2 separate regions of the Homo sapiens genome follow, and region 2 is linked to region 1. The links are chromatin loops, found by intact Hi-C in ENCODE. Cell type or tissue: A673. All regions are shown on one strand. Links, peaks and the distances in the headings refer to the core of each region. The heading gives the core; the rest is flanking DNA.

Region 1 (12,667 bases), core at 1,696-9,695:
ACTTTTATGTGCACCATGAAACCAAAAAAAATATGTGAATCACTTTATTGTGATATTTGCTTTATTGCAGCTCTCTGGAACTAAACCACAAATCACTGAGGTATACCTGTAATTTGCATTGATATTTATACCCAAGATATGCAAAGTTCTGGTATTTTCCCATGTGACTCTCCTAAAGCCCATATTCTGTCATTTTTGAATCCTCCAAAACCATTTATATTAATAAATTCTTTGTGACTTGTCTTAAACTCCTTTAAGTGTTAAAGTTAATGGTTTTAGAAATTAATGTATATATGGAATTCCATCAACTTCTTTTTCACAAATATTAACTGAGCACCTACTGAGTGCCAAGCCATGGAGACACAGAAGTGTACCTGAAGTTCTAGTGATGGGAAACACATAATAGACAGATAAACAATGATTGTTCATGCAGGGATAGTGCAATAAGGAAAAATAAAGGAACATAAGGGTCTATCAGCTCTTAAAGGGTCCCAGAAGCTGTCTCTGAGCAGGAGACATTTGAACTGAGACAGTGCAGAGATAAGCAGCTAGAATTATGCAATGAGAATTATCCCAGGTTAGCTACCAGTGAGCTAAGACTAGCCCAGCCTTCCTCCGTGTGCGTATGGCTCTACCAGATTTAAACTCTCCATGAAGCTAATAGTATCTTCTTCCCTCCCCTGCTCAAGAAAAAGAGGCTGCAACTATTCACAGGTCTCAAGTTTGCCCAATATTGGGCATCTGACATTCTCATTTACTGTTACAAACCGATGGCACTTAAGTTGACTGCCTGGAGCCCAGGTAATTTTTTTTTCTTTTTGTATAAGGTTGCCTCATGCTTGCCTCATTGTATTAGTCAGGGTTCTCTAGGGGGCAGAACAAATAAGATATATATAAATAATATATATTTTATATATTATTAAATATATATATTAAATATATATATTTAATATATATTTAATATTTATATGTATTTTATAATAAATATTTATTTATTTATATATTATATATTTATTATATATTTTATATTATATATTATATAATATAAAATATTATATATTTAGAATATATATTTATTTAGAACAAATATATATTTATATATAATAAATATATAAATATATAATTATATATTTAATATATATTTATATATATTAAATATAATTATATATTTAATATATATTTATATATTAAATATAATTATATATTTATATATTTAATATTCTATTTAAATATATTTAAATATATTTATATATATTGAAATAATATATTTATATATAAATATATATTTATATATAATTATATATTTAATATATAAAATATATCATATATATTTATATATATGATATATTTTATATATAGGACATATATATATTATATATGATATATATCCTATTAGTTTTATATATATAAAATATATATAATGATTATTAGCATATTTTAGCAATAAAGTATTTTTAATTAAGGTATGTGCATTCTTTTAGACAATGCTATTGCACACATAATAGACTACAGTATAGTGTAAACATAACTTTTATGTGCACCATGAAACCAAAAAAAGTATGTGAATCACTTTGTTGTGATATTGTGTGTGTATATATATATTATATATTACATATATTACATATATAGTATATATAATATATAATTTATATATTATATATAAAATATATATATAATATATAATTTATATATGATATATAAAATATATATATCATATATAAAGGGGAGTTTATTAAGTATTAACTCACACAATCACAAAGTTCCACAATAGGCCATCACAAGGTGAAGAACAAGGAGAGCCAGTCTGAGTCCCAAAACTGAACAACTTGGAGTTCAATGTTGGAGGTCAGGAAGCATCCAGCACAGGAGAAAGATGTAGGCTGGGAGGCTAGGCCAGTCTAGCCTTTTCACATTTTTCTGCCTGCTCTATATTCTATCTGCACTGGCAGCTGATTAGATGGTGCCACCCAGATTGAGGGTGGGTCTGCCTTTCCCAGCCCACTGACTCAAATGTTAACCTCCTTTGGCAACACCCTCACAGACACACCCAGGATCAATAATTTGCATCCGTCAATCCTATCGAGTTGACACTCAGTACTGGCCATCACACTCATAAAAATCAGAACACCATCCCTCACCAGGAGCACAGTGCTCAGGATCAGGGAACCCATATACCTGCTGCTTTTCTGCCACTGAGGTCCAGCTTGCACCAAGTGATACCACAGGTACTCGCCTCCATCCTAGTGACTCCACAGACCTACAGAGAAAGTAAATCATGTAAATATCTGATGAAAGAGCATTCTAAGGAGACAGAATAGTCAGAACAAAGCCTCTTGGTATGCTTAAGAAAGAGCAGGAAAGCCATTTTTTGTGGAGCACGGTGGGGAATGGGGAGAGGAGCAGGAAATAAGGTCAGAGAAGCCAGTAGGGCCATAGTAGAAACTTTGGATTTTGTTCCATGTAGAATGGGAAACCATTGGAAAATTGAGAGCAGTGCTGCTCACATTGTATTTATGTTTTCTAAAGGCTGCTTCTGTCTGTTAAGTGGTGAGTAACTTGGGAGTGACACAAATAAAAAGAGAGAAAACATTTGGAGAGTTATTATGATAATCCAGGCAGGAGATGGAAGCACTGAACAATTATAGTCCATACATAAAGTATGGATAAATTTTGTGATTGAAAAATTCAAGTATCCCATTTATTATTTTTTAGAAACAACTGATCAATAAGCCTTATCTTTGTTTACTACTTTTCTCACTATACAATCTACACAATAGCTGAATATCTATGAACTCAATCTCTCATTAAAACTGAACAATAACATCACAGAAGATACTTATCTTCATTTTTACAAGTTCAAAATAATAAAGTAGTATGCTAAAATCATACTTCTATTAAGCCCTTTCCACTGCATTAAACTGCTTCTGTATTAATATCCTGGAATAATTTTTGTTTGTTTTTGTTTGTTTTTGTGTTTGTTTTAGGCACTGTGAGAAGTATAAAGAAGCATAATATACTGTTGTTCTGGTCATAAGTCTGCAAATAAGAATACAGGGCATTATGAAAGCAAATATTAAATAGATGTTTTAGAAAACTTATAAGTGTCCGTTGATCCCAAATATTGAGACTATGAGGTAACAGTTATTTTTGCCATTTGAATTCTATATAGTTTAAAAAATATAATACAAAGTCAAAGTCAAAAACAAAATACTGTTTACAACATATGTGACAGAAAAATAATTAACTCCTAAATGCATAAAGGCTTTTCCAAATCAATGGGAAAAAGATGAACAGCCTCATTTCAATAATTGGCAATAGACCTAGACAGGAAATAGAAGAAATAAAAAGGAACAACAGATATGTGGGGGTATATTCAACCTGCAGGATAATAAAAGAAATGTAAACAGTAATGAGACATTATTTTTTACAAATCAAATTAGGAATGTTTTATAATGGAGATACCCAGTGCTGGCAGGTGTTTAGAGAAAATACTCATATGATACTGTGTTTTTTAAAGTATACTTATTGAAAGCCTTAAAAGTATATGTACTTTGGCATAAGATCTGTATCTATGAATCAGTTCTGTGGAAATGATTATGGATGGGTATAATGATTTGGTTTCGAAGATTTACACAAAAATGTGTGTTGTGTCTGGGTCCCAATAGGAAACAGATTATACACTCAAACAAGGATGGCTTTAGTTAAAAAGGACTAATTACAAAGATGTATGCTGAGATTAAGAGAACTGCAAGTTATGGTGCAGGAATCATGGGCTAGCAGCTGCAAGGTTGGTAGGAGCACTAGGTCTGAAGAGAGGAGAGGAGGGGAATGTTACCGAAACTAAATAAAGGAAGCATTCTGCCTCTCGGGCCATCTTGAGAAAAGCAGTGACCTTTGGTCAAGAGACACAGGTAGCCTGAGTCAACCTTGCAGGGAGGGAACCTCCTCCTGCCAGGGCTACCCATTGGCCCAAACCACCTAGAATCATAAGACATAGGCACTGCTTTTCTTAGAGACAGGATCTCTGTCCATCACCCAGGCTGGAGTACAATGGAGGGATTGTAGCTCATTGCAGCCTGGAACTCCTGGGCTCAAGCAATCCTCCTGCCTCAGCTTCCCAAGTAGCTGGAACTACAGGTGTGCACCACAAAGCCCAGCTATTTTTTTTTTTTTTTTTTTTTTTTTTGGTAGAGATGGGGTTTGGCCATGTTGTCCAGGCTGGTCTGGAGCTCCTGGCTTCAAGTGATCTTCTTACCTAGGCCTCCCAAAGTATGAGATTATACGTGTGAGCCACTATGCCTGGCCTCATGGGCACCATTGATAGAGTAAGTCCACAGAGGTCAATTTCCTGGGGTTGAGAAGGATGGTGAGGATATAGGTGCAAAAGAAACATCTCCAGCAGAGCAGCAACATTGAAATTAATGAAAATTTGGAAATCAAATTAATGTTCAACAATATAGGAAAAATTAAATAAGCTATCTTATATCTATATAATGAAATACCATTAGACATTTAAAATGTTGGTGTAGAGATAGAAGTATTGGCCTGTAAAGGTATCTGTGTTATTTTGTCAATTGGAAATTTTTTTAAGAGATTAGAAAGGTTGATTACAATCAATCTTTGTTTTAGAAACAAAATAAAACTTCTCATGTGTGTATATGGAAGCTTTGTATAAAGAGATTAAATGATATTTGGCCACCTTTAGTTTCGCCAGCTAAGATTTTGAGATAACAAATTTATATTGATAGAGTATTTTTAAATCCATCATCTTTTTATATATTCCTGATTTAGTTCAACCTGATTAAACAAAATAACATAGCAATAATGATTGCTCCTCGTTCCCATAGACCATGTGGATGCATCCAGACGTGATGCAGAGACAGAACTGTTTATGCTGCATCCTCTCAGAGTATGGATAGAAGACCTGGCTCAGAAACTGTGCCCTACAGCACAGAGATCATTGGTGAAGAGGCCAGGCAGTTGCACAGTCATTTTGCTTAGACTTGCAAAAGCGAAACAGGAGAGAATGCAAGTGCAAAAGACATTACATTTCAAGCCATTAAAGATTGGTTCCCAGATTTACATTTTAGCCAATAAACATTGGCTCCAGACTGGTAAAGCTGCACTGTCTGTAAAGCTCTTGGGTGTAATCCACCTGAGGACATCGTGATGCAACAATGTTTGGGTTGTTTTTTTTTAATCACAATTAAGGAATGTGATTGCTTTATCAGAATAGATTTTTAATACTAATTAATCTTTGTTTTTTAAAGGGGGGGTGATTTCTAAAATTTGTATTTACTGTGATTGGTAAATAACAAGGTGGCCAGATAGATTGCATTAATTATCTCTCTTTTTATCTATTTAAATAGATTTTCTTGAGTTCCTATCTACTACAAAACCTTTACTTTTTGAACTTTAGTTTTGTCTGTCAATAAAGGAAGTTTTGGGATTCCAGAGAAAGAAGCATCCCTTTGTACCTGAGTGATGAGGAGTGTGTGTATAAAGGAGCTAGCACTTTAAGTTATGATTAACATAAAATTACTATTTGTCGAGGTCTGGTGGAGGAACACCAGGCTTGGTGCTCAATATTTTATACATTTTATCTTGATAAGGATTATTTTTTCTCATCTCACAGCTGAGAACCTGAAAATCAGATATTCCCAAAGTCACACAACATGAAAGAATTTATGTGTGGTGGCTGACACACATAAGCATTTAGATAGAACATATTAGCTAAAATAATTACATTGATAAAGAAATGATTCAAGTATAGGTTCAGGAGTTGAATGAACATATTTTTTTGATCTTTTCGAAGACTAAATTTCTATGATAATAGTACATGGTATGGTTCCATGACATAAAAAAAAAAAAAGAAAAAGAAACAAAAAACCTTCATACTTTGACACAATAGCATTAGCTACATTAGCACAGGCTTCACATTTCAGCTTCCCTGTGGAGTTTGGTGAGCTTTTTCAGCTGTACTCCCCTCCCATTTCCGATTTTATTTTTTATTGTCTTTTTAAAAAGAGAAAAGTCTGGTTGTCTTGATTATCTCTTATTACTTACAAATAAGAACATGCTTTCATTTACTGAAATTAGATCCCCATTCACTGTGTTGGCACACTCTAGGCTGTCTTCTCCAGAGGGTTTAGGGCCTGTTAGATGGCGCACAGTTGGAAATTGGTGGCATTGAGTCGCTGCCAAGGCTGGCAGACCTTTAAGATGGCATCTGGTGACCTTTTGCTGAGCCCCCTGGGTCCTTCATTTGAGATTTTATGTTCTCGGCAGGGGTGTAATCCAAATCAAATGTGAGATCTGGTGAGTTGGAGTTACATGGGAGGTGGGGCCAGCGGGGGATCCCTACCTTGCTTTGGGCAGAGGATGCTACTAGACGCCTTTGCAATGTTTCTTTCTAACCCTGAGACTCTGTGCTCTAATGGAGGGTGACTCTAATGGGCTGGTTTGCAGAAAGAGCCCGGTGAGAGAGGGAACGACTGGACAGTTTTCTCCTCATTTATTTATCATCCAGGAACACAGTAATCCTCTCTAATTGCTCTCATTCCTGGATGACACTAAACTCTTCACGGCACCCCCAGAGCAGCAGCTGAGGTCAGAAGTACATATGCGGAAGCTAGCTGTGTCTTGCTTCCAAGATAGTATTGATGGCGTTTTTCCCCCCTTCTTTTGAAATGGCAAATGTCTATTTTCAGTAATGTAGGTAGATGGTACACAAGCCTAGGAGGAAGAACTGTGAGTTTGTGAACAACATAACAACCAATGCGTGTTGACAAATTGTTTGTGCTAACCACAGACACATGCCGTTTCTCAGCTAGAGAGTCATTTTCTTGATAATTTTCAAAGCGCTATGTATTTTTTTTTAAATACAGCTTTTACTTGAAACAGATTTAACAGGTTATTTTTGGTTTTACATCTACAGGGACTGTTTTAAAAGACAGGCAGATACATTTTACATTTCTCAAGCAATTCTGTCCTGACACTGCCCACAAAAGGATTTCAAAGGTGATTAAAGCAAAGATAATCCATTGTCCCTGCCTTTATCCAAAAGAGTTAACTCCCTGCCAAAAGACCATTTTTGCCTTCAAATCCTGCACTTCCTACTTTGGTTACCTGCTCCTGTACTTTCAGCTCCTCACATAATCCCAAACTTCCATGGACCTTCCTCTGACTCTACTGCCAATAGGATCTGAGTCTGTGCAATGAAGTAGACAGGTTTAAATCCTGGCTCCACTACTGAAAAGCCATGTAAATAGAGTTAGGCCAATCACATCAACTTTCCTGGCCTTAATTTCTTCATTCTAAAATAATAATAATAGGAACACCTGACTATACGGTTGATTTAAGAAATATATAATCTAATGTATATAAATAAGTATAGCGTGGCTGTCATGTTAAATGTTCAGCAATAATATTATTTATGTAAACATTGCAAACCATAGTTATTTCTGTTTCTTATGAACTTCAAATAGTACTGAATCTTTGTAATGTTCATTTGGCATTTATTTATATGCTAACTGGGTATGTTTCATATAACTTATGTAAATTTTATACCAATTTAATACTTTATAGAGATACAACATACCTATATTTACATAAAAGTATACATCATAAGTCTACCACTCACTGAATTCTCACAAATGTGATATACTCATGCAATAAACACCCAGATCAAGAAACAAAATAGTACCAGCATCCCAGAAACCCCGTTATGCTTTCTTCTGGGCTATACATCTCCCCTCAAAGGTAATCACTACCCTGATTTCTACAATATAGTTTTACCAGTTGTTAGCTTTATTGTTTGCATTATTTTTGGACAACCAAATGAAATTTAAATTTCTTGAAGGCAGGGAACATATATGTCTTCTCTCATTGCAAAAAACTATTTGTCAAATATACACTCTCCTTCTCATACTCCTGTCTTGCACTATTATCATTTGAGTGTGTTTGTCTGGCAAAGCCCCAGTTCTGTGTGAGCCTCACTGTCTGCCTTCTCTGCATGTCTGTGAGGACTACTGGGTGAAGTGCCATTCACGCTCTCAAATTGATTTCACAAAAATCAATGGTCTTTAACCTTAACTGGCCACTCAGTTGGCCCAGCCAACCTGTCTTATTTTTCTGATCACCCCTCTTCCACTCTTCATAGCAGCTGTCCCAAACCATCTGCCCTTAATTCAGACTTTCTACCCCATCATTTCCCCGATGAGACCCAAGGTAACCATACCTTGTTATCAGAGAAAATTCAAGCTGTCAGCAATTTGATCAACATCTTGTCATCAAATGTACTAATTTGCCTACATCCTTACCTATTTTTCTACAACCTTAACCCTGAGGTTTCCCTTCTGTGTCTGTCCTCTCAATGACTTCCATTTCCCTTTGTCAAGGTTCATCTTATATCATCAATGATATCCTCTCCTTTTCTGCAGTTCAACTGGCTATTCACCATTGGCATTTCAACAGGCTAAACTCCCTAACATCTTTGAACATGATAACAAAGTCTTATCTGAAACCCTATATTCCACATCAATCATCACCCCATCTTTCTCCCTTCTTGCAGCCAAACTTCTTCAGACAGGTCTTTATACTTCCTGTCTACATTGCTTGTCCCCCTTCTTTCTTCAATCCACTTCAGTCTAGCATCCACCTACATTACCTCATTGCAACTCCCTATACCAAGATTCCTGACTACATCTTCATGGCTAACCCAATGGACCCTTTTCAGAAATTTCCTTTCTCAGCAGCATTTAATACTGTTGTCCTCTCTCTGGAGACATCCTCTTGCTTTTCTACGAAGTCTTCCTTCTAGTCTCCTGATTTCCCTTCTACTTTACCGGGAATTTTTTTAAAGCTCTTTTTAAGGCTCATCTTTCCTCTTTAAATGTAGTATCCATCAGAGTTTTTTCCTAGGCCTTCTTTTCTTCTTGTGCTACCACCACCAAAAGGATGACTATAAAAATATACATATATTCAAATTATTGCCCATGGTTTGGTCTTATTCAAATCAACAAGTATTGGAGTTCAACAAGTATTATTTAAATCAATGGATGTTATATTTAGATAACATGATATGCTTGTAAATGGATCTTTTCCACTGTATCTATAAATAACAGCTAGAATTTATAGAATGCCATGTAGGTACAAGGCATAGCTACTTTGAAACTTATTTTTTCAGATTATAGAATAGTATTTTCCTATGTAGAAAATTTAGAACAATAATACTATGAAGTATAATCTGACATGATATAGTGTAATAGAGTGTAATGTAATACGCTAAGTTCTACCACCCGGAGATACTGTTAACTTCTGGCACATTGTTTGCTACATGGAATAGGCACACACGTTATATACATGCCTTTTACACAGTTGAGACAATCATATATTCACTTACTTTTATAAGTGGACATTTACTTGTATCATTAAATTATTCATAACTATTTTAATGACTTCATACCCTTTATCACAAGCAAAGAATGAAATAGTCAATGCATCCACCTATTACTAAATATTTAGAGTTTTCTTTTTTTTTGCATTTTTCTCCTTAATACACATGCTTTAACATTGTTCTACAATGTCAGAGTTTCAGCTTCTTGACTCCTAATGTTTTGTCAGGTCACCCACTGTAAGAATTATATCTGTCTTCTATGTTTAAAATGGTACCTTGTTACTGTTTTGATTTGTAAGACTTTCCATTATTTTTTTATTTTTTATTTTTTTAGAGACGTGTCACCCAGGCTGGAGTCTAGTGGTGCGATCTCGGCTCACTGCAACCTCCACCTCCTGGGTTCAAGCGATTCTTCTGCCTCAGCCTCCCAAGTAGCTGGGACTACAGGTGTGTGCCACCACGCCCGGCTGATTTTTGTATTTTTAGTAGAGACGGGGTTTCACCGTATTGGCCAGGTTGGTCTCAAACTCCTGACCTCATGATCCACCCGCCTCAGCCTCCCAAAGTGCTGGGATTACAGGTGTGAGGACTTTTAGTTGTTAAACAAAGTTGAACCTTTAATTTTGTTTGTTATTTGAATTTCCTTGAATCATCCTACAGTTTTTTTTTTCTTTTCTCTAATATTAAACTTAAATGAAAGGCTCCCAGGAGAAAAGGAAGTCTCAAGGGGAGAGGCATAGAGCAGAACTGGAGCTGACAAACTGTTTTGACTTTCTTTTCTAAGGCTGAAAATACCTGTTACATTTACAAGTAAGAAATGTGATAACCTTTAGGGTTCATTTTTCATACTGGCCATTGCTTACAGTAAGGGTTTGGGAGCAGATGGATAGATTATGAGTATGAGGAAGAGGGTAAGGAAAAAGATAAAGCCTGCAAAGATAATATTAATAACATGTTCTCTCTATGGTCAATGATGCATAGACAAATAACCAATGTTTATGCTTCCACATTCCACTGTGCTGAGTTTCTACTGTTCACAACACCAAACACACCTTCTGTTCTTATGCCAGCCTAGTGTATGAGGAGTCTGCCTGTAAGTAACAAAGTATACAATTCTTTCTTCACAGCAAGGAGAATGACAGCTTGAAAACAGAAACCCAAACAATGCACCAGAAACCAATGACTGATAATGCAAGGCAGATGAGCAGAGACACCCCAGTTCCCATTAACTTCACTGATCAGCAAACCACTGATAATCCAGATGATGTGAAAGAGAAAAAGCACCCAGAGAACAACCAGAAATCAGAAAACAACCAGAAACTACTAACAGGGGCAAACAGTAGCAGATTCCTGGATGGCAATGTGAGTGACAAAAAATACCCACGTTTATCTTGATAATTTATTAGGAAAATATAGATAAAAACATAGGTTCACACAAAAACACACTGTACAAATGTTCATTAATATATTTTGCATGAGATAGAAGTAAGAATCAATTTTTTTCAATCTGAAAATGAACTTCAGGGTCATTTTGTATATTGTATCTTTGCTGACCACCAACGGAGTTGGTCATGATCACCAAAGAAGTTGGTCATGACAACCAATGGAGTTGGTCAACCTATTCTGCCTGTGGTTAGCTCAGTGATACTCAGTGTTGTTACTATACATGCAAAGTTGGGGCGTGTTGGAGGGTAAGAGTCTGTCTGCTTTTACATTACAAAAAGAAATAATTTATTTTAAAAATACAATGCAACCATGTCTAATTACAAAAAAAAATTATAGGCCCCAAACTCTGTTGATAGAAATATATACCACTGCACTCTGTTAACAATCAACCAAACAATTCATAACAAACTAACTTGATGATGATGAATCTATATGATTAGTAGTTTGTAATTAAAAAGCAAGTAAAGCAGCAATTGAAAACTGGATCTAAATCAAGACAAAACTAATGATTCATTGATAACAAAGTACCATTTCCAAAATTGCTGAAATTGCAATTAAACAGATACATAGAGTAGGAGTTTTGCAATGCTGCCAAGCATTAAGTGACAGCCAGATATTTTAGTAAAATACTGAATTAGATTCTGCAGTACACTCTAACATAACTATTTTTAGTTTGTAATTTTAATAGCCCTTTCTAAATCACTGAGCTGCTAGCTAGTCTTTAGTCATATGAGAAAATGAATGCCTATGGATTTGTGATCTTCTGCTCATAAGAACCATGCAAAGGATCAAATTTTGGAGTGGTTAACAGCCTATCTATGGACCTCAGGCTATACTCTGCAAGGTCTAGTTGAACACTGAAGACCAGAAATGAAAGTGACTTTCCCAAAACATGAGTGACACAGATTGAGCTGTCACTCAAGCCTCTTAGTCTCCAGTTTGGCTGAATCCTTGAATTTAGGCCTTGGTTACAGCAAAAGATAGTGAATCTGCAGAGGTGATATAATCCATTTGAATGATCAAATGTGAATTTTTATCTGAATGTTTTAACCTAATTTAGATTCTGGCATTAATATATTTGTTGTTTTTGCTCCCAAAGAATGGCCTTGGTAATAATATTATGGTTATAAAAGACGTTATTATTGACTGATTGCTTCGAGGTAAATTTTATTATTTACTCTTTGAAATTAACCCTGTGAGGTAGATACCATTGTTATTTCTACCACCATGGCATAGATGATAAAACTAACACTCAGAAAGGATAAAGTGACTCATAAGTGTGTAGATAAGATGTTTGTCTAGGTTTTCTTTTTTTTCTTTACTTAAATTTTTATTGAGCTTTCTAATTATAAAAATAGCATAACGATGTAGCAATTTTTGAAAAACAGGAGAATATAAATAAGAAGAAAAATATCAACTAAAGAAAACTAGTGGTTTTCTTTTCCTTTCTTCCTCTTTTTTCCTTCATACATAGATATAGAATAAGAATCATTATATATACTCTTTATTATCCTGCTTGATTCACTTCATATCATATCAAAAATTCTCCCCTTGGCATGAAAAAAATCATCCTACGCATCATCTTTAATGGTTCTGTGAGAGTTGTACTCAGAACTAACACTTAGATGGATAGCATTTACTATGTGCCAGGCAGTATTCTGAGCTCTTTACAGATATTAACTAATTTACTATTCCCAAGCACCCGGCGAGGTAGGAACTCCTATTATCTTTAGTTCATGTTTAAGGGAGCTGAGAAACAGAGAGGTCAAGGGCCTTGCTAAAGTCATAGAGCTGAGAAGTGGCAGACCCACAATTCAAGCCCAG
Region 2 (12,456 bases), core at 180-8,179, 74 kb after region 1:
AAGTGTAGTGGCGGAGGCATTGTCAGAGTGGAGGCCGATGCAGCTATTGTAGATGCTTTTGATTTGGACTTAGTTTCTGGCTATGATGCTCACTCATAAGCAGTTCAAAGTGATCAGAGGAAACCTAGTTTTATCTTTTGATGTGGCAAGAACCCAGCTACTTAGAATCTCCTTCTGTTTTAATAAAACTTATTATTAATATTACATGTTTGATTTTTTCCTACATTGCTAATCAAACTATGTTGTTTCAAACCCCACAATTCCACATAGTAAAAAAAACATTAAATGTTGCCACTTCCCCACAGTGCCTGGAACCTAGTAGACCTATGAACATCATTTTTGGATAGGTAAATCATCCCTTCTCCTGGTCATTATTCTAGGAAGGATTTCCATACCATAAGAAAAATAAAAGTATTACCAATACACTATCTTAATCTTAAGCAGTAGAAGAAACATTTCAAGTGAGGTTTTCTGAACAAGTCCAATATTTTCTGCAGTACAAAACTAAACAACATTACACTGTCTCCAGGGGTATTTTCCAAAAGTCCAAGATAGAAGTTTTGAGGAAGGACTCCTTGGGACAAAGCGTTTTGGGAATAGGTAACATCCTTTGCTCTGCCTGGACAGGAAAACCAGGTGGAACTTTCCATCAGCTCCCATAGTTCTTCTGTTCTTAACATCCCCCCTGACTTTGCACCACTCACATAGCACACAGTTACACACGTATCACACCATACAGGTAGCATGAGCTCATTGAAGAAACACTGGCCTGGAGCTTCAGAGACAATGTGCTCCCAGCACCATCACTAATACTGGGTGATCAGGGTACTGAGTTTCCAATCTGTGTGCCAGACAAAATGAACAAGTTAGGTCAAGGGGAAAATCAAACAGAAAGGCCTCTGAGCATCCCTTTCTATCCATTTTATAAAATGAGGTGCTTCATGTACTCTTATAGACAAGGCCTTAAGAACAAAACTATTTGGATCCACTGAAATAAATGGTCTCTAAGGGTCTTCTAGTCTGACCTGCTTTGGTTTTTATAATCCTTGAGTTGTCCAGAAAAATGACTCTTGAAACCGACTGACCACCCTTTCTAGAACCCTTGGACTTTCTGGCTGCCTTTTAGGTCAAAAGAGCAAGCAAATAGACACGGCTTTCTCATTCTAACAAAATGCCAAGTAAGGACAATTAGAATAGTAGGTCAAAAATTTAATATGCCTTGAGCAACTATTGTGTTTGAGGAACCTGACATACTTTGTTTGGTCTATCTCTGACAATTCAATAAGACAGGTTTCACAGCTCTGTTTCACAGATGAGGAAACAGACTCAGAGGACAAGAAAGCTGTTTGGTTGTGCCAGTTAATATCTGCTAGAAGGTTCGTGCTTCCTGTGAAGGACTGGTCAACTGATACTGAGAAGGTCTCACTTTACCCTTCATCTCTGGGAGTAAGTGGGTTGGAGAGGCAGTTTGGGTAAAAGAAGATCCTAAACCTGAAGTCGGGGTTATTAGACAAAATCATAAGGCCCTGAAGAGCAATGATTTTACCTTGCCCAATTCTTAATATCCAATATCTAGCATAGTTTCTGATAAGTAGCCTCAGCATCCCCAAGCTACACAAATGCAGGGGGCTGCATTTACATAGAATGCAGCATGAAAGGTGCCACCAGAGCTGTGTGACCACAGGTTAAGCATAACCTGTACTATAGTCTTGGCTGAATGAATACTTCTATAAGTAGGGTAACCTTTACCAGATCTAGATCCACAGTCACCCTACTACCCTACCCCCCATATTTCCACACAGAGTAGAAAAAGAATAAATAGCTTCAAAAATAGCCAAAATCTGGCTCTTGCACTTAGCGGGTGGTAGACTTGACAAGTTGCTTAATCCCCCTGGAGTTCAGTTCCTTCATCTATAAAACAGAAGCAATTACATCTGTTTGAAGGATTGTTATAAACATTGAAAGCAATGCCATTTGAACAGTTCTTTGCATGTAATAACGATATACCCTTTTATGTCCCTTCCCTTAGCTGCTGAACATTCAAGAAGCTTCCAAAGTACTTTGAACAACGGTCTATGTGAAATGGCATAGGGAGGTCAGGCCACTACTACAGTAAGAACAAATTTTGAGATGTATCTGCCTTCTAGAGTCAAGTATCAATTGCTTTTGCATCGTCTCCTGGAATTCTCCACTGCTTTTCCCCAAGGGGTGTGTGTGTGTGTGTGTGTGTGTGTGTGTGTGTGTGTGTGTGTGTCTGTCTGTCTGTCTTAAAGAAAAAATTATTCTGACTCTTGTTAAAATCGTAAGGCAGGTTTTACTCAAAACTATCACAATAGTCATAGGAACCACTGCAATGGAGTTTTGCAGTAGGGGAGAGATATTGGGCTCAACTCTAAATTCAACAAGAAAAAGTGGGAATTGATAGACAAGGAGCATTGGGGAGGGGTGTTGGTGGATGGAAATTACTAAGAAGTGCCAGGAAGTCATTATGGTTCAGAATATCATTATGATCTCTATGCTGGAACTTCATGGTTTACTTATAGAAAGTCTGTTACTTTTCTCCCTTTTTTCTCAGAGCTGTGTCATTGTGAACTTCTAATAACCACTGTGTTGGGAAAGTCTGGTGTCAGTCTTGACCAGTGTCCTCCAAAAAAACCTTCCCAAATGGATGTCTGTGGATAGTGGACTGGTTATCCTTCAGTGTGCTCTGGAGATGCTTGGTGTCAATTGAGTATGTCCCAACTCCCCCAAAAACCTCAGGCTTTAAGGATGGAAAGGGCACAGAATGACAGAGGCAGGTTCTCATCAGCTGGGCAGACTCTTTCCCAGCTGTGTGGCCCTGAACAAGTCCCTACTTACCTGAGAGCATCATTCATATTAAATGAGATAATGCATGCAAATTGCCCAGTGCTATGCCTGGCACATAGACATGCTCCATAAGGGAAACTAGCTTATTTTAGTCTTATACAGGATTTCATTTTACCCCATCCAATGGGCCAAATGGTTGAATGCCTTTTCCAGGTACAGACATTTTCCAAGCCCACAGATGGTTCACCGACTGTGTGGTCCTGGAGGGCACAGAATATGTGTTCCACATTCCTGTCTCTCATTCTCTGTCCTGTACTTACTCCACAAAGTAAACCAATGAGGTTGGCATTACCATGCCCATTGTACAGGTGAGAAACAGAGGCTCAGGGTAGTGTATGTACTTGCCTAAGGACTTATAGCTGTGAGTGACTGAGCCAGGATTAGAACCCAGTCTTGCATAACTCCAAGTTCCTCAATGCTGTTGGCCACAGTTAGAGCAAATAAACCATACAATTCTCTTTAGCATGTGTGGTGTGTCCCTCCCAGCAAGTCTGGAGGTGACTGCAAGCCAGGAACAAGATCTTCCTGTCTTTGTGACCAGCGCAGAGCTCAGACGCACTGCCGAGTGGGCACCTGGCAATCATCTGCTAAGTGGAGCCCCCACGGGTACATTTTGAAAACCCAACAGCTTTTTGCCCTCTTCCCATCCTCCAGCTTCATCACTGCCTTCTGGGAACTGGAACAAAGATGGTTTTCAGGACTCTGGCATGGTATGTTCACACTACCAGAAGCACAACTGTAGAGATGGCGCAGTCCAAAAAGTTTGCTAAGTGCTTGCTGACTCTTCTGAGGAATTTCCCAAGATCATTAAGAGAAACAATAACAGGGGGTTTGATATTCTAATTGGGATCAGAGATTGGACAGCTTTGGAGCTGGCCAGAGAACTGTGAAGCTCTGAAAACAAATGCTCTCCTTTCTTCTCTCCCTCTCTTCACTCCTCTCTCTTCTAAGAGCCTTTCAGCTACAGTTCCAATGTTCCTTAGCAACAAAGGCGGGGTTCCCAGAGTCGGGCGTGCCTTAGGAATGCCAGCCATTTCCCTCATTAGCATTCGGGGGCCCTCATCTGCCTGCACAGTTGGCCACGGGACTGTGCAAAAGGCAAAGAGGCTTGCGGGAAGCCCAGCATCAAGCGTGGTTTGTTGGGAATGGGAAACCTCCACAAAGAGTTTTCAAACAAAAGGCATCAATATTATTTGTGGAGCCATCAGACTGCCTGGGGCACAATATGGCTCTGGCTGGGCCACATGCTCTCTCTCCAGGTTCTGTGTGAAGGCTTAATGGGGCTTCCCAGACACCTCTTGGCCAAGAACGCTAGCACATTGGAACGTCTCCCACCTCTTCCCTTCTCTCCTGTGCTGTCTTTCTCCAGACTCAGTTTATCCAGGATGGACAATGGGTGGAATCCATGGGCGGATTCCAACTGGCAGTGGGAGTGCCCGGAGGAGGAAGTTGACAAAGGGTAAATGGTCAGATGGTAGGACAATCGCAAACAGATGGTGCTGCTGGGAATGGATTCCAGGCAAATTCACAGGCAGATTGAGCTCTGACAAAGGCTGATCGAGACTTAGCTGGTGAAGAGAAATTGGCACTTTGAACCAAGCACTTGCTTAAAACACACACCCCACTCTCCCACACTATCTTCAACAGCTACACAAGGGCGACACCTAGCCTGGTTCTGACTCACCCGGATTCCAAAATACTGATCAATAGACCAATCTCTGGAAGATTACAACCAGCAAAACTATTTCTCAACATTCTCATAGAACCAGCCCTAAGCAGGGTTTCCTTCAGCCTGCATATTCTTGGACACCTTCAGGGACATGGATCTCACTACTTGTCTTCTTTTGCTTTCCAGACAGCTCCAGCTTGTTCTTCTAAAACAAGTTCCTCTTCTAGTCCCTTTTTTCTCTCCCTTGTGGCCAAAGAGAATGCAAAATGTGATCAATAATTGTAGCAAAAACTAACTCTGTGCCTGGCCCTTCTAGGCATCAGGGATAATTAAAAAGAAAGAAAGAAGGAAAGAAAACCGTATTTCTGTCCTCCAGAACTGACTTAATTTGGGAGGGATTAGGTGGAAGTGGATTTAGGGGAACAGATGTGTAGGCAAGTGTATTAGTTTGCTAGGGCTGCCATAACCAAGTACTGCAAACTGGCCAGCTTAAACAACAAAACTGTATTACCTCACAGTTCTGGAGGCTAGAAGCCCAAAATCAAAGTATCAATAGAGTTGATTCTTTCTAAGGGCCACAAGGGAGAATCTGTTTCATGCCCCTTCCTTGGCTTAATGTCTTCAGTATTGCTTGACTCGTTGAGGCATGACCTTGATCTATGCCTTCACCTTCACATTACATTCTCCTTCAGTATGTGTCTCTCTCTATGTCAGATTTCCTCTTTTCAATATGGCACCAGTCATATGGAATTAGGGCCCACCAGAACGATGAAGGACCTCATTTTAACTTGATCACCTCTGAAAAGGCTATTCCAAATAAGATCATGTTCTGAGGCACTGGAAGTTAGGACTTCAGCAGAACTTTCACGCAGGGATGCAATTCCACCTATGACAGCAAGTAGGTAAATAACTGTACTAGTGTGATAAGCACTTTCTTAAACTTACCGTGAGAGTAATGAGTGCACAACAGAAAGAATAAACATCTCAAATTGAGTGAATCAATGGGAGCTTATTGGGGGACAAGATGCTTGTGCTCAGCCTGGAATGTTGAACTGGATTCTGCCAGGTGAGTGAAGGCAGATGACCTTTCCTGGAAAGGGACAAGCATATGCAAGCCACATATTATCCCTTTTCCACCTGATGCTTTTTTATGATTTCCTGTCCCCTCCTCCCACAACACACACAATACCCCTAGGTTGTATACACTATGCCCCGCTCTTCCTCGATAAGCCAGGATTGGGATCCTTTCCTCACCCAGGGTGCACTCCTCCAGAGAGTATTGAACACAGGACTCCAGAAATGCTAAAGGCAGCCCCAGGCTAGAAGGACTTGACTTCTGACATTCACATGATTGAAATATAAATCCTCTATTTCATGATGAGTGACTGCCAACAACTGAAGGGGTGACTATTGCCTGAGGTTGGTGGGCATTTCCATAAGATCTTTCAGTGCCCTAACCCCACAAGGTAAGAATTCTGAGTCCCTTGTATCGTCTATTGCAAAATAACTATTGTTCAAAGTTTGCTTCATCCACTTAGGGAATGATACTTTCCAACCTCATTGATGTCAATCAGGCTTGGCCCATAACTTATGACTTATGACTTGCCACCCAGTGAGAGAATTAACTCCATCCTGTTGAGCCTGATCACTGCCTTTTGTCAGTGAAGTTGGGTAGAAGTAACGTCATTCCTAATGGTAGTTTTAAAGGATATTCTGTGGTTCTCCCATGTTCTCTTTTTCTTCACCGATAAGCCTGTGATAGCAGCCTAGAACCCAAAGTAAAGACAACATGGAGCACAGTAGAAATCAACATCATAGACATCAACATGAACCTATACATGAACAAAAACAAGTCTTTGAACATAAACAAAAAATAAGCCACTAAGAATCGAGATTGTTGCCATGGCAGAAGCTTACTGATACACCCTGGCAAGTAGGAGGAAAAGGAATATAATTCCCAACAAGAGCCTTTTAAACGCTGCAGCTTGAAATGCCCATTTGGAATCTTCTGGCTTTCCCTCTCCAACTCATTCATGGAGTCTTTGTTTCTTCAGCAAAATTGGCAGAGATAGCTAGCTGTCCACCAAAATTTGTGCTCCTTCTTTCATAATGGGTGGCTGAAGGTGGAAAGTAGCTGTCGAGCAGGGGCTTCATTTACAGCCCATCTTGCAAACAGACATGGCTTCTTGGCTAGGTCTCACCAGTGGAATGTGAACTGGAGTAATACATGTTCCTTCTGTGCTAGATATTTTAAGAAGCAGCAGGACCTTCTCCACTCTTTATCTTTCCACCATGCTCTTAATGACAAAAACAATTCTGCTTCTTTATTTACTTTCAGATACCTATAGCTGTCTCTCAGAGTGTGTTCCCTGGAATATTAAAACCAGGTGATGCTCTTCCAGACAGGTGTTTAATGTTCAAGTTTGGGAAACACCATAGCCTATATCCCTTCCTCCTTGGTAAGTCTCAATGCCCAAGGACTAACACAATGAAAACAAAACCAAACAAAAAGTCATCTTCTTCTTGTTTAATCCAAGTTCATTTGACCAAAGTAGTTTTTATTTTCAAATATAACATTTTGGCAGTTCTCAGAACCAGTGCTCTGTGCAAGACACTATAGAAAATGCTTTCCTAGGTGAAGTTTCAACACCTTAAGTCTTTTAAGTCACCTACCACACTTACTGATTCAGCAAGCATATTTAAAGCATGCACTATGTCCCAGGCCCTGTGCTCCCAAAGTGTCAGGGCCTCAAGTAGGGCATAGCCTATATGGAATATCAAATCAATATTGTTAAATAAACTGTATACTAATTGCATGGCTGCCATCACTCACCAAATAAGACCAACTGCAGCTTGGCTAACATCTTGCTAGAAACAAGCAGCTCATTGCATCCTTTGACTCACCACTGCCCATCCCTCCTGCCTCATCTGCCACTGTTTTCTCATCTTCATTTCAGCCACATGGACAACTCTTTGCTTCCTAAAGACATTATGCATGTTCCTGACTTTTTGCCTTTGCACACGCAATTTTCTCTTCTTGCAATACCTTTTCTCTTACTTTTAACTGTTAAATTCCTTTTTATTCTGCAAGAACTAGATCAAAGTTACCCTGTTGTATAAAACTTTCCATATCTCAAACCCTGACCTACACCTTCCTCTTTGAACTTCATATGTGTGAACCTCTGAAAAAACAGCCCATCCCAATTAAGTCATATCATCTATTCCCACCAGGGCTGACCTTACTTAACAACACTTTCTACTCCTTACTCAGCCATGGCACCACATGCCCTTAAATTCAGCATGTGGGAGAGAGACTAAAGGAAAAGAAAAGGAGCTAGGAAAGGTATTCCACTCTTTAGGTGCCAGGAGTGGAGGTAGGAATGGAAGAAGTTATAGAGAGATTGATTTTGAATTAATCTGAAAAAACACACTAACAATCAGAGCTGATGAACAATGAAGTAGGCTACTCTATAAGGTTGGTAGCTTCCTGAGAAGGACTCAGGATGGATGAAAATCTGTTCACGATGGGAAATAGTGGTCCCTTTCAAGATGGGTTGTGAAGGATCTGAGAATTTGCCAGGTCTTGGCCTCATGAATCCAATGGCAGAAGAGGAGGGAGAAGGTACCACTACACCTAGGATAAATTCGTGGTCTCTGCTCTTTTATATCCATAATCACACTAGTAACCACATAAACATCTTCTCCAGCTGATTTGCAGTCTGGAAGGCCCTGTCTAAATAAACCCCTGCCATTTATCTGCCATACATCAAACAAAGTACAGTGCACAGTGGGAGTTTCCAGAGCCTGAGATCCAACTTACACTCTGACTTTTGAAGGAGCATTTGGGTTAGATGCTCCTCCAAAACTCGGAGTGTAAGCTGGATGTCAGGCTCTTTAAACTCCCACTCATTATTCCTCCTACCTCCCGGAGGGATGAATTTCTGACCAGGTCAACTGTGATGACCTATGAGTTATCTAGGGCATGTTTCCAAGCATGCCCTTTATCCTCAGAACAACACAGAACAGCCAGGGGTGAAGAGGAACAAAAGAAGAATGGTGACCATCTGCAGATGAGGGTGCTGAGACTCAGAGAAGTTCTGTGACTTTGCTAAAGCTACAGGAGGAACTAGAGATGGAAGTGAAGACCTGCCTTCCTTCTGCACAGCTCTTGTTGCCCATTATTTGCTAGACCTGCCAGTCCTACTGCGTCCTGTCTTATTATCCAGCTTCCAGCAGCAGGTTTGCCCTGTTCCAACAGCCAGGTTGGCAGAGGGTGCAAGAAACTTTGTTGCCACTCAGTGCAGCTTAGGATTTGTTTCCTGCTGCCTTGTGCCAATGTTCACTGAACCTAAGGCAAGGGGAAGGGGACTCTGAATATTGAACACACGCTGTGGGCCAGGTTCTGTGGTCTAATCTAATACTCGTGACAGCCCTGAGAGGTGGGAATTCTTTCTACTTTATGAATGAAGAGGTGAGGCTTGGCAAAAGAGTGGTATAGCCATGGCTTAATCACAGATCTTCCCAGCCCCAAGGCCTGTGATGACCCCCACCCTGGGCCACCTGGAGGAACATGTAATGGCCTGGGTGTAGCTTCATTCTGGAGCTTCTAGTTACTGTGGGCCTCTCCGTCTCAGGAAGGAAAAGAGGAGCTCAGCCCTGCCTATTTCTGTCTTTTTTATTCAACAAGCATTTACTGAGCACCTACTGTGTGTTAGGCCTCAGTGAATAGTTTGAGTGGATTTCCAAAGATATGTCCAGACTTCCTTGCTAATGTTCCTATCCAAACACCACTAGACTTCCTTCCAATACTGACGCTTACCTGGAATTGGTCTGCTGGTAGCTTTTCTCCCTAGTACTTAGGGGATCAGAAAATACATGTCCATTTTCATCTACCTTTCTAATGCCTCAATCTCTCTCATCCTGAGAATGCCAATCAGCCAACACCTTGAATTCCCTCAGCTGTCTCTGGGATCCTGATGAGGCATTGTTACTTATTCCTATATAGATAGCTTAGCTGTTCGTTGACACGAGGCCATCACAGATACTGCAGACATACCACACGGACACTTTAGAACAAAGCATTTGTCATTCTTATCCATCCATCCATTTGTCAGTTCAACACACACAAACCCGTCACTCTGCTTGGTGCTGTGCTGGGTACTGGGCACACGTGGATGAGTAAGGCAACATCACAATCTATGAGAGAAGGCAGACACTAACGCTGTTGAGTACGATGGTGTGCAAGTGTTGTGTGTGAGGAAAACCAGGAGTGCTTAGCCACAGCAGAGAGGCACATGGCTCAGCACAGTAAGAGAAAGGCAGCTGTTGTCAGGGAAGGCTTCCTGGAGTATTTAGGACTAAGCAGAGTCCTGAGAAAGAAAAAGCAATTGGCCAGAGTGGGGATCGGGCGGGGTATTTGCGTGGCAGGGATGAATTTTCTAGGTAGAACGAGCAAGATAAGAGTGACTCTGAGACATGAGTTTGCTCTCTGTTCTGACAATTGTAAACTATGGTTACCTACACACATGAGATGCCAGGTGAAAGTGAAGGAGGCAAAACCAGAGAAAATAGGAGCAGATCTTAAAGACCCTTGATGCTCTTCTAAGACTCAAAACAGGGGGCAAAGGAGTGTGATGTAGTCAGATGAATGTTTTGATTACTTGGGGGCCATTTGAGGAGATAGGTCAGAGACTCAAAAGTGAAAGCAGGAAAACCTACTACATACCACTTGTGTAAATTGGATAAAACATTTAATCATATTGAATTTCAGTCTCTTCATCTGTAAAGTATAGGCCCTTGCAGGAGCTCTTCTGCAGGAGCATTATAAGGGTTGGATACAACATATAGAAAGCCTTACACACAATGTCTGACACTGAACAGGTCTCATAATGGTAGCTGTGTACTTTATAATATTCATGTTCTGTAATAATCTGATCATAAAGACAAAGGAACTTTCAGAGAGATGTGCCTTTCTTAGGAAGGGCATGTGGGATAATGCCATCAGGAGAACAGCTTCAAGGGAGTCATTAACACACACCAGTAAATAATTTATGCATTTGGACCATTTTTCAAAAGCCCTATTATTATTCCTACTCCCTGACTCACAGTGACGCTGGTATTCGCAGCGCATTAGTTAATTTCATGGCCCTGTTGTGAATCTTACAATATTTCATCCCCCTAATTCAAAATATTCATTCCAAGTGGTTCCAACTTCACAAATAAATAATTCCTGTTGGAAAATGGGAGTTTTTCCATCTGCCCAGCCCATTTTCCATCTGTTCCTACAAGCTCATGGCAGGACAGAGCTGGGTCATGAGGCCCTGTTGATTGGTCCTGATTTAAGAAGAAATGGCTTTCTCCCAGATGGATTGCGCGTTAGTGATAAAGATTAGTTTCCACTGTTATCAGTTACTGTGTTATGAGACAGTTTTAAGGATCTGGAAAACAATCGAAAAGTACATGACAGAAGAAAGAAGAGAAGTGTTGTGTTGTCTTAGCTCCCACGATGAGTTTGACATTCTTCTAGGCACCATATACACCATGCATACATCATTTCATAACTGCAACAACACAACAGGTATATGTGATTATGTCTATCTGACACATGAAAGAAGTAAGGATGAGAGGGGCTTAAAAATCTGCCTAAGGTCTCATAATTTGCAAATAAGGGAGCTAGGGCTGATTGCAAAACCCAGGCTCAGTCCACAACACAAGAGATTCAAAAGAGCCTCGTGCTTTAAGAATGGAAAGTATATTGGCCATAGAATTGTGATTATGTTTTTTTTGGTAACCATGTAATATAATAGATGATCCCACGAAATAAGAGCAATTTATTTCAGATCTTTATGTGATGTTGGAGCTAGACAAAGGAAGAGAGTCACTTCCTGATAATCAGAATATAGATAGAGTCTCATCTTAGAAAAAGCAGTGGACTATGAATTGGGAAACTCGAACTCATATTCTAGGATCCTCAGCTTATTGTCTTAACAGCAAGGACAAACCACTTAACTGTCTGGGCTTTGGTTTCCACAACTGGAAAGAGATAGTTCACATTATGTTGCCTCTTCTGTACCTCACAAGGTCTAGAAAGGCACACCTATAGGAAGCATGTAGGACTACAGAGAGTAGTACAGTTTGTCAATGATAACATTTCATGCAAATATTAGGTAACACTTTTATTTCTGTCCCTGCCTGCAAGAAAATAAGGAGCTTGTGTCAGAGTGTAAATCTAGGCAATGCTTCCTTCATTGAGAAAGTCTGGCAACAGAAAAATAGTAGCGGAACTTAATGGTGTACTTAGTGATGTAATTGATTTACTTCATCACAGACTAAGCAAATAGTCCATGGACCAATGCCAGCCTGTGATCTCCATGTTGAGTCTTGCTGTATAGACCACCTTGAAGAAAGCAGCGTGTGAGCATTGATGAGAGAATGCCTGGGAATAGAGTCTCAGATCATTTCTTATGAACTTTGTATGACCTTGATCATCTTGCTAAATCTCAATTTCTTCTTTAGAATGCAGTTAACAATGCCAAATTGGTAGAGTAGTTATGAAGATGAAATGAGAATACATTTGGACCCTTAGAATAGGGCCTAGGACGTATTAGCCAGTGGGGAAAAATTTTACTTATTATTATCATCACCACCATCATCATTCACCCAAAGCATCTGTCCTCCTGGTCTACCACAGTTTGTGGATTCCCATAATTCAGGTATATCCCAGCTGTTTGTCACACATCAAGGAGGTTGTGCCACTGACACTTAGTGAGTAGAGGCCAGGGATGATTCAAAACATCCTGCAATATCCAGGACAGCCCCTCACAACACGGAATTACCCAATCCAAAATGTCAATAGTGCTGAGGTTGAGAATATGAGTCATTCCTTTGGGTTGAGTGAGGTCCCTGGAAATCAGATCAAG

The links. A loop is a pair of places that touch in the nucleus more often than their neighbours do. Peaks named below come from ENCODE experiments on the same cell type or tissue, not always from the same donor. Only the 100,000 strongest peaks of a DNase experiment are listed, where the experiment ranks them.
Region 2: a loop joins it to region 1, with 1.9 times the contacts of the local background. A loop is called at or near these places in 4 of 110 quality-filtered maps.

Annotation. Positions count from the first base shown.
Region 1 is chr1:60,053,296-60,065,962 of GRCh38, reverse strand. It overlaps C1orf87 (chromosome 1 open reading frame 87), which reads left to right. Exons shown (of 12, transcript NM_152377.3): 3 at 10,525-10,759. Among named protein-coding and RNA genes, the nearest start is that of C1orf87, 14 kb to the left of the region's middle. In A673, for the core only: no CTCF peak of the experiment used is centred there; a DNase peak (open chromatin) is centred at 6,112.
Region 2 is chr1:59,978,142-59,990,597 of GRCh38, reverse strand. It overlaps C1orf87 (chromosome 1 open reading frame 87), which reads left to right. Exons shown (of 12, transcript NM_152377.3): 12 at 1-204. Among named protein-coding and RNA genes, the nearest start is that of CYP2J2, 58 kb to the right of the region's middle. In A673, for the core only: no CTCF peak of the experiment used is centred there; a DNase peak (open chromatin) is centred at 3,897.